2 separate regions of the Homo sapiens genome follow, and region 1 is linked to region 2. A link is an interaction called in ENCODE POLR2A ChIA-PET data of the cell type or tissue named here. Cell type or tissue: MCF 10A. All regions are shown on one strand. Region 1 overlaps SLC26A5 (solute carrier family 26 member 5). Region 2 holds the start of PMPCB (peptidase, mitochondrial processing subunit beta).

Evidence for each region. ChIA-PET counts read pairs that join two places held together with the same protein. Peaks named below come from ENCODE experiments on the same cell type or tissue, not always from the same donor. Only the 100,000 strongest peaks of a DNase experiment are listed, where the experiment ranks them.
Region 1: POLR2A ChIA-PET joins it to region 2 with 6 read pairs; 3 of 35 experiments call an interaction of 5 or more read pairs at or near these places.

Annotation. Positions count from the first base shown.
Region 1 is chr7:103,372,817-103,377,816 of GRCh38, reverse strand. It overlaps SLC26A5 (solute carrier family 26 member 5), which reads left to right. Exons shown (of 20, transcript NM_198999.3): 18 at 18-218; 19 at 955-1,009; 20 at 3,225-3,610. The coding sequence ends at 3,418. Among named protein-coding and RNA genes, the nearest start is that of PSMC2, 28 kb to the right of the region's middle. In MCF 10A, no CTCF peak of the experiment used is centred here; no DNase peak of the experiment used is centred here.
Region 2 is chr7:103,294,277-103,299,276 of GRCh38, reverse strand. It overlaps PMPCB (peptidase, mitochondrial processing subunit beta), which reads right to left and starts at 1,842. Exons shown (of 13, transcript NM_004279.3): 1 at 1,719-1,842; 2 at 569-709. The coding sequence starts at 1,817. RefSeq lists enhancers at 1,588-1,887, 1,988-2,047. In MCF 10A, a CTCF peak has its summit at 1,914 (motif pointing left); a DNase peak (open chromatin) is centred at 1,876.

The DNA.
Region 1 (5,000 bases), 79 kb before region 2:
TTTAATTTTTGACACAGGATGCAGAAGTAGATGGAGAGGATGCTACCAAGCCTGAAGAAGAGGATGGTGAAGTAAAATATCCCCCAATAGTGATCAAAAGCACATTTCCTGAGGAAATGCAAAGATTTATGCCCCCAGGGGATAACGTCCACACTGTCATTTTGGATTTCACTCAAGTCAATTTTATTGATTCTGTTGGAGTGAAAACTCTGGCAGGGGTAAGCATCCTCTTGAACGAGTCATTTAATACCTCTATGCCTGGTGTCGTACTATCAGCATAATCAGGGAGGTGGGCTAGGCTCTCTTTTCAACAAAAGATTTATCCCCTTTTGATTATGGAAAATTTCAAAAATATATAGAAGTAAAGATTTTAGTATATTGAACCCCCGTGAACTATCACTCAGCTTCAACAATGATCAATTTATGGTCAATCTGGTTTCCTTTATAGCTGACATTCACTTTCTCTTGTTTTATTTTGAAACACATCCCAGTCATAACATCATCTGTAAATATTTTAATGTGTATTGCTACAAGAAGATTCGTTTTAGAAAACATTACTGTAATATGCTAGGCTACTCAGGAGGCTGAAGCAGGAGGATTGCTGAGCTCAGGAGTTCAAGACCAGCATGAGTAAACTAGTGAGATGCTGTCTCTAAAAAAAATCGTTTTTTATTTTGAAATTATAATATCCTTTAAGTTAATATAATAGTTTTATTGTACTTAAGTAAGATTTAACAGTATTTTTGCTACCCCTAATTATCACTGTCCACATAAAAAGCAAAAGAGATACAAAATTATTTTTAACTGATTAGCTCAAAAATACATCATTATTGAAGCAAAGTAGCTCAAGTGAATGAATTAGAGTGTCTTCTATCACGAAAAACATTGGTAAAAAGAGACTTTCATCTGGCACAGAGTAAAGAGAAACTAAATTTTATTTCAACATTATTACAGATTGTAAAAGAATATGGAGACGTCGGTATATATGTATACTTAGCAGGATGCAGTGGTGAGTATACCTCTAAGATGGGGTGAAGCTTAATATTTTAGTTTTGTTTCTCTTATTTAAATAATTGCACTTGGAAATGTCCTTAATTTTAATTATTTTATAAAAATGAAAATTGTTCTTCTGAAAAATCACTCTAAAGCCAGCTTTGAAATTAGCCACATGGAGGCATTCATATTACAAGTTACTTGTGACAACCCTCCTGAACTGGAGTTGGAGGAAAGGAGCCAATAAGCCATCATTTATTATAATATTAATGGCTGCTATAAATATAGTAATTATAATATATACATGACCACAGTAGCAATTATCTAATGGCTGCCATAAACAGTTACATATAATCATTCAGGTTGCTTGTTTCTCTATCCAATCATTTGGGAATACTTTGCCTGCTATTTTTGTTTTATATTACATTTTGGTTAAAACAGTGCTTGAGGCCGGGTGTTGTGACTCACACCTGTAATCCCAGCACTTCGGGAGGCCAAGGCAGATGGATTGCCTGAGCCTAGGAGTTCAAGACCAGCCTGGGCAACATGGCAAAACCCCATCTCTACTAAAAATACAAAAATTAGCCAGACATGGTGGCGCATGCCTGTAATCCCAGCTACTCGGGAGGCTGAGGTGGGAGGATGTCTTGAATCTGGGAGGCAGAAGTTGCAGTGAGCCAACATCACGCCACTACACTCCAGCCTGGGCAACAGAATGAGACCTTGTTTCCAAAAAAAAAAGAAAGAAAATGATTTTTTAGAAAAGGAGCCCGGCGTGGTGGCTCACACCTGTAATCCCAGCACTTTGGGAGGCTGAGGCAGGCGGATCACCTGAGGTCAGAAGATCGAGACCATCTTGGCTAACACGGTGAAACCCCATCTCTACTAAAAATACAAAAAATTAGCCCGGCTTGGTGGCGCATGACTTTAGTCCCAGCTACTCGGAAGGCTGAGGCAGGAGAATCGCTTGAACCCAGGAGGCGGAGGTTGCAGTGAGCCGAGATTGCACCACTGCTCTCCAGGCTGGGTGACAGAGTAAGACTCCGTCTCAAAAAAGAAAAGGAAAAAAAAAAAGTAAAACAGTGCCTGAGGCTGGGTGTGGTGGCTCACACCTATAATCCCAACACTTTGGGAGGCCAAGGTAGGAGGATCGCTTGAGCCTAAGAGTTCAAGACCAGCCTAAGCAACATAGTGAGATCCCATCTTTATTTAAAAGAAAAAATAATAATAATTTTAAAAAGTGCTTGAAAATGAAATCTTCATAAAGATGCTACTTTTCACCTGTAAGATTGCCAAAAATCAAAAATAAATGACACCATGCTCCATAGGCATATGATGGGAAAACAGGCTCTCTCAGACATTACTGACGGGAGCACAAAATGCAACAGCCCCTATGGAGGGCAGACTAACATTAGCTTTCAAAATTATAAGTGCATTTACCTTTCAACACAGAAAATCCAGCAATATGCTGCATATGTTCAAAATGACACTTGTATGTCGTTGATCATCACAGCATTGTTATAAAACAAAAAACTCAAGTACCAAACAAAAGGGACTAGTTAAATAAACTAGGGACATCTATACAATAGAATACGATGTAGTGGTAAAAAAATTAAGCAAAAAGGGTTCAGAATTATCTATATATAGTTTATATATATATATAACATTAATCTATATATTTCCCACTTTTCTTATCCCCAAAACAGCATTTTATATATATATGTATATATATGTGTGTGTATATATATATTTATATATGTGTGTATATATGTGTGTGTGTGTGTGTGTTTGTGTATATATTTTTTCCCCACTTTTCTTATCCCCAAATATATAAAATATGCTGTTTTGGGGATAAGAAAAGTGGGAAATAAGAATACATACTTATATTTATTTATATTTACATAGAGAAATCCTGGAAGAACACACAAGAAAGTAGTTTCCTGGGATTGAGGTTATGAAGGGTGGAGACATGAATTGGAGTGAAACTTTTACTATAGCATTTTAATATTTAAACTATATGTGCTTGAACGCAGGAGTTGGAGGTTGCAGTGAGCTGAGATCACACCACTACTCTCCAGCCTGGGTGACAGAGTGAGACTCTGTCTCAAAAAAAAAAAAGAAACAAAAAACAATAACAAAAAAAAAAACACTATATGGAAGTGTTACTTTTTTTTAATTGTTGAAGACTGATATCCAGAGTGTGGACTAATTTTCTTTTCTTCTTTTAATAGCACAAGTTGTGAATGACCTCACTCGGAATAGATTTTTTGAAAATCCTGCCCTATGGGAGCTGCTGTTCCACAGCATTCATGATGCAGTTTTAGGCAGCCAACTTAGAGAGGCACTTGCTGAACAGGAAGCCTCGGCTCCCCCTTCCCAGGAGGACTTGGAGCCCAATGCCACTCCTGCCACTCCTGAGGCATAGATGAGGACCTCACCCTAGGATGGGGTTATAAGCCTCTCATGAAGTTCATAATTTACACGTTTTAAATACTAGACGCTAGATTTTTTTTTCTAAGGGTGAATACTAGTAGTCCAGGCTTGATTTGGAGGGTGAATGACGCCTAGCAAGATGTATTGTACTTGTGTTTTTTTAATTGAATACTTCAAAGATAAATTGGCCTGTTGCCTGCATTTATTATGGAGAGACATTTCTGCTACATTCTAGTATTATCTTTGTAAGCTAAGCATCGAAAAATTTATTTCAGTCAAGTATTTTACCCACAAATAAGATATTACATAGTGGTTCTTTGTTTTTGTACTTGTTGATCTACAGATAAGTAGTGGTTCTTTGTTTTTGTACTTGTTGGTCTACAGACTGTCTATAATCAGTTATCTAACAGAAGACAGGAACTGCAATTTTCTAGAAGTTCTTGTTTTAAAATAACCTTTTATTTATTATAGAAGCAGTATAAATGCATTGAGGACATTTTAAAAAAGTAGACAAGCAAAAATAAGAACATAAAACATATTTCCACCACTCAGAGATTACCACTGTTAATATCCTTCCAGATCTTTTTCCATACATATACATTTACATTTTTAACCAAAGTAAGACCACATCTATAGTGTTTTATAACCGATTTTTCTTTAATCAACAATCTCCACTTTCTCATTCCAGCACATTTTTGATCTTAGACCATATTTAAATTTCCCCAATTGTCCCCAGATTTGCAGTTGGTTTGTGCAAACTGATATTCATTCTATGACCTTACATTGCAACTGGTCATGTCCTTTAAAGTCCCTTACATCTATTTTAATCTAGCACAGTTCCTTTTTTATGACATTGACTTGTTAAAGAGACTGGGGCAGCGGTCCTGTAGAATCCTGTCTTGTGAATTTGCCTAGTTTCTTTTTCATGGTGTTGTTTAACTTGTTTTTATATTGCCTGTACTACCTGCAATCTGGAAGTTATATCTAAAGCCTTTATAGGTTCAAGTTAAAACATTTTGTGCTAGATTATATCATAGATAAGATACATGCTTCATATCGCATCACTTCAGAAAACGTAATATCTAGTTGATCTACCATTAACTAATCTATTGATCTAAGTTTGATTACTGGATCAGCATGACAGTCTGATCATCCAGTTAGATTTTTCCCCTTTGTGACTACAGACTTATCTGTGTGGTATTCCTTTGGCATTGAATGAATTACCATTTACCCAGGAGTTTTAACATTAGGTGGTAATTCTTGCCTAAATCATTAACTTTGTTAAAGTTTGTGAGTTGGTTGTCTAGTTCTTTCATTTCTTCTCCGTTTGTTAGTTGGTTATTCTATGTGAACTAAGCTTTCCCTTCTCCACTTGAGCTATTTGGTCATCCTTACCTACAGTTCTACCAGAAGGGCAGGTTGAATGCTTTATTATTTTCATTTAATTATCAACTTCAAAGTAAATAACTGGTTTATTAGATGGTGACAAATTAGTGTTTTTTTTTTTTTTTAGATTTCCCTTTTCTGGTGTGATGGTGGTCTTGTGAATTTTTATAGTTTTAATGGGTTTCAAT
Region 2 (5,000 bases):
TTCGATCAGGATACTGCTGGGTGCTACAAGTATCTACCTGCCACCTTCAATGAGGATTCTTTGCCCAACTCATTAATCCAGCCAATTAATAACTGTAGTATCAAGAACATCAGAGACTGTCAGAAAACTTCGGTTGAAATCCTGGCTCTGTCATGTATTAGCTGAGTTACCTGAACAAAACCATTTAACTTCTCTCACTTCCTTAACTATAAAACAGGTGTGAGGATGCCCACTACAAACAATTGCTTTTTATCAAATAAGACATCAGTAAAAACACTTGGCAGAGTAGCCCTGCAAACATATTTCTTTCATTATTATCAATACTACTGAAAATAAATAATCAATAATAAGCTACAAGAACAAGATGCAGACAATGCAACAGGATACATATGCACCCTGTAACTAAGTACCACTGGAAGAAAAGGTTCACAACTCATGGAAATCTGTCAAGGCAAAATAACTGTCACCCTTTTTGAACCACCAGCCAACGAAAAAGCTAAAGATTAAAATCAACAATTTGCTACGCTAAATGAAGGGTCACTTAGAGAAGGTTGCCTGAGTCACTTACTGTGCATGTTGAGAGCCCAGAGTCTTCCGAAGCTACTCTGAGTCCACTTTCTAAACATGTTACTCTTGTTTCAGGAACATTCAGAACAACTTGGGTAGCAGCCTGTGTACTTCTTAATCTGTTCTCTCCAAAATATAATGACTGGTTGGGGGTAGGAAGTGGAAGAGACAAAGCAAAACACATTACTAATCTGATATTAAATGTTGCTTTTAAAACCAAATCTATTTTAAATAGGCTGTCTCTATAAAAGAATCTTTCTTCTTGAATTTTGGTTCCACTGAGATCTCTGCCTGGCCTAGAAACATCTGTCACCAGCCACTGTCCTAAAGCCAGCAACGTGTTTATAAACATGCCCTTCCCTCAGGGAAGATGAGCAATTATTATCATTACCCAGAGAGAAATTGACTTTATTTCACTACCTCTCCTAGAAATGTTTTATATTCATTATGGAGAAAACAAGCAGGAAAAAAAAAAAGAGAGGGAAACTATGTAAAACTACCTACACACAAGACAAAACTGACACTCGGGTTTTCATTGTTCAAGAAAAGCAACAGGGTTTGGAAATGGTTAAAAAAAAAAAGAGAGAGAGGATAGGAAGATGGGTCGATGTTCAAAATGCAAATGACTGGCTTTTCGGCCAGAAACTATTCGCCTTTCAGCAGTTTTTCTTTGCCCTTATACAAAAGTCTCACATCCCTTTGCTTAAAGTCAGAGGCTCTCTCATGAGAAAAATGCAAATACATAAAAAATTTTACTTCATTGATGTCCAGGTTCGCGGGAAGCCCAGCTGAGGACGAAGTTCAGTCTTAGGCAAAAATAGAACTCTGGAGCGGTACCCATTTCACTTTTTAGTTTTCCCCAATTTGCAAGCACTACGTTTTTAGTGGTCAAACATGCACTCCTCAGTAGCTGGCGGGAGGAGCCGAAAACCAGGGTCATCCCACACGTCACTAGCAGGTCTCCTGGCGGGTGGCCACAAGCCAGTCACCCCCGGCCAGTTCAGCAGCCCCAGGCCGCCTGGCGCCCGGCGGGTCCGGGTCGAGGAGGCCCTGCCCGACCCACTGTTCGGATCTGTGGCGCCGACTCTCAGGTGCGCTGCGCCGGGTCTGGCGAGATCTCGAGGACAGGACCGGCCTGGAGGGAAGCTCACCCGTCCCGCAGCGCCTCGGATTAGAAGACTCTCGCTGAAACCCCAGAGCCGCCGCCGCGCCGCGGATGACAACACCACTCGAGCCGCCGCAGCCGCCATTTCTGCTAGAAGGAAGGTAGAGGATGAAGGATGTGCTTCCGGGGTCGCGACCTGAGGTCCCAGAGCAGGGAGGTGGGCTCCACCTTGTGGCCGTGATGGGAATGACACTCCTCGAAGCGGTTGTGAAAGCAATCAGGGCCCGACCATGATGCTGAGCGGTCTTTACCAAATGAATTGGGGAGTCTGCAGAAGCCCCTTTATCATCAGTTATTTTATCGATCGCCTACTAAGTGCAAGGCACAAATGCGGTGGAATGAAAGGTAACCTGATGCAATATATCTCACTGGTGGATGGAATTGATTGAAAACAGTGGAATAATATTCATAAGTCACTGCCTTTAAAGGAAAAGTCTAGTGGGAGAGACAGATGCCGTGAGGGGAGGAAACGATGTATCCGTGTTGACCACTATCCACTCTTCGAACCTCTACAATATGGCTCATCTCATTCCATAGAAATTGCCCTTGGTAAGGTCACTAATTGCTAAAAGTTGGACACTTTACAGACTTATGTTACAGTCCTGTTGGAGGATTTGACATTGTTGGCTTCTTTGAAATTCTCTTTTCTCAATATATTCTAGAGCTCCACCTCCTCATAGTTCCCTCTGCACCTTCTTGGACTCCTCTTTATTCACAGATCTGTTTTTTGTTTTTGTTTTTGTTTTTGAGATGGAGTTTCACTCTTGTTGCCCAGGCTGGAGTGCAGTGGTGCAATCTCAGCTCACTGCAACCTCTGCCTCCTGGGTTCAAGCAATTCTCCTGCCTCAGCCTCCCAGGTAGCTGGGATTACAGGCATGTGCCACCACGCCTGGCTACTTTGTATTTTTAGTAGAGATGGGGTTTCACCATATTGGTCAGGCTGGTTTTGAACTCCTAACCTCAGGTAATCCACCCACCTCCACCTCCCAAAGTGCTAGGATTACAGGCGTGAGCCACTGCGCCCAGCCCACAGATCTCTCAAGGAACTAAAAATTGCAAATGCTTTTCTAACTCAGGTAGATGGTATAGTGCTTATTTTGCAATTAAGACACTGAAGTCAAATAACTTGCCCCAGGTTACCCTGCTAGTAATAGGTTAACGCCAAAGACTGTGCTGTGAAACACTACATTTTGCCCTAAAAGTTGGTGTTTGCCAGGACTCTAAGCCTCTTCTACTGAACATTCTCCCTCTGGGTTTTTCCCTCCACTTCAAGACCTGTCTGCCCAACCCAGGCCTTTCTCTTGAGCTCCAGCCCACTTAACCATCAACTACTAGGAAACTACACTTGAATACCCCATTGGAAACTCAATATCAACTTGTCCAAAAGGGAATTCACTGTGTCCCCTGAATCTCTTCCCATATTTGCAATGCCAAACAGCCAATCATACCTACATTTGCCCAAAACTCCAAACCACCCAGAAGCTCCTCTCTTTTTCCATCTTCCACATTCAATTGATACACCCCTTTCCTGCCTCTTCAATCTACTCCAGGCCCATTGTCAGTTTTTTCACATTACTACCTATAGGATCTTTTACAAATGAAACTGTTACGGCAGTCCCATTATGAAGAATCCATCAGGGAGCCCTTGGTCACAATAAAGTAAAGGGTCCTTAGCATGGCAGGTGGGGCCCTTCATGATCTGACTCCCATTTATCTTTCCAGACTCATCTCCCTCCACCTACCCGGCTGCTATGCTTCGCAGGTTCAGTCCACAAGACTCATGATGTAATGTAATAAAGGACGACCAAGGTTATTCTCTCATGTTTCTAAAACAAATGTGTGTTAACCAAAAATAAATACAAACATGCATACATATATACAAAAACATGTAGGTATAATCACAGGAAGCACCTAGGAAGTTTTAGCAAGAATTTGTATTCAATTCTAATATACTTCATGGTATTAATTTATTAGTCATTATTTACAGTCAATATCTTAGAACATAAAGCCTACAGAAATTAAGTGCACCAGAGTAGAGCCAAGAAATCAAAGAATTTGACTACTCCCAAAATAGCCCTACACCCACAACAGTATCCATAACTTTTTTTCTTTTTTTTTTTTTTGAGACGGAGTTTCTCTCTTGTTGCCCAGGCTGGAGTGCAATGGTGCAATCTCAGCTCACTGCAACCTCCGCCTCCGGGGTTCTAGCAATTCCCTTGCCTCAGCCTCCCAAGTAGCTGGGATTACAGGTGCCCACCACCACACCCGGCTACTTCTTGTACTTTTAGTAGAAACGGGGTTTCACCAGTTTGGCCAGGCTGGTCTTGAACTCCTGACCTCAAGTGATCCTCCCGCCTCAGCCTCCCAAAGTGCTGGGATTACAGGCGTGAGCCACTGCACCTGGCCTATTTTAAATGATTTCTTCACTGACTGGATTTTACTGGCAGAGTCATTGCTATTTTTGTTGTTTGGAAATTTTAATCATGGATGTCATATTCCTTTAATTCTTTCATGTTTGAGGATGTCTGCTTTTATCTTTATACTTGAATGACATTTTTGTCTGGATTTAATATTGTTGGGTCACAGTTTCATTTTCTCAGAATTTTATAAACATTACTCCATTATGCTCTTGAGTTAAATGTTTTGGAGAAGTCTGAGGCTAGCCAGATTTTTTCTTTTTTTACCACCCTTAAATGTGACCTGTTTTATCTGCCTAAAAACCTAAAAAATTATTCTTGAAGTTCAGTAACTTAACTAGGCTATATCTTAATGTTGAGTAATTTTTGTGTTGTGATTTTTATCAAAATTTTCAAAAACATAATATGTTTTCATTCTGCAGTTTCACTTCTTCCTTCATTTTAGAGAAAGTCTCTTTGAATACATATTCTGGCATTCCATTCAGTATGTTATCTTTTCAAGGACTGCAGCTCTCCTTATGCTGAATGACTTTATCTGTCCTTCATATTTATTAGCATCTCTCTAACTTTTTAAAGCTTTGTCATTTTCCTCTACTTTTTTTGTGATTATCTCAAGACACAAGTAGGCCTACGCAAACATGCCCTACTAATTTTTAGCAAACGTGCAGAGGCAATTCAATAGATGAAGAATAGCATTTCAACAAATGCTGCTGGAACAATTAGATGTTCATATCCACGGCTCCCCGCTCCCCAACTCCCAATGAACCTAAACCTCACACTTTATACAAAAATTAACTCAAAATAAATCATGGATGCAAATATGTGACATAAAACTATAAAACTTTTAGAAA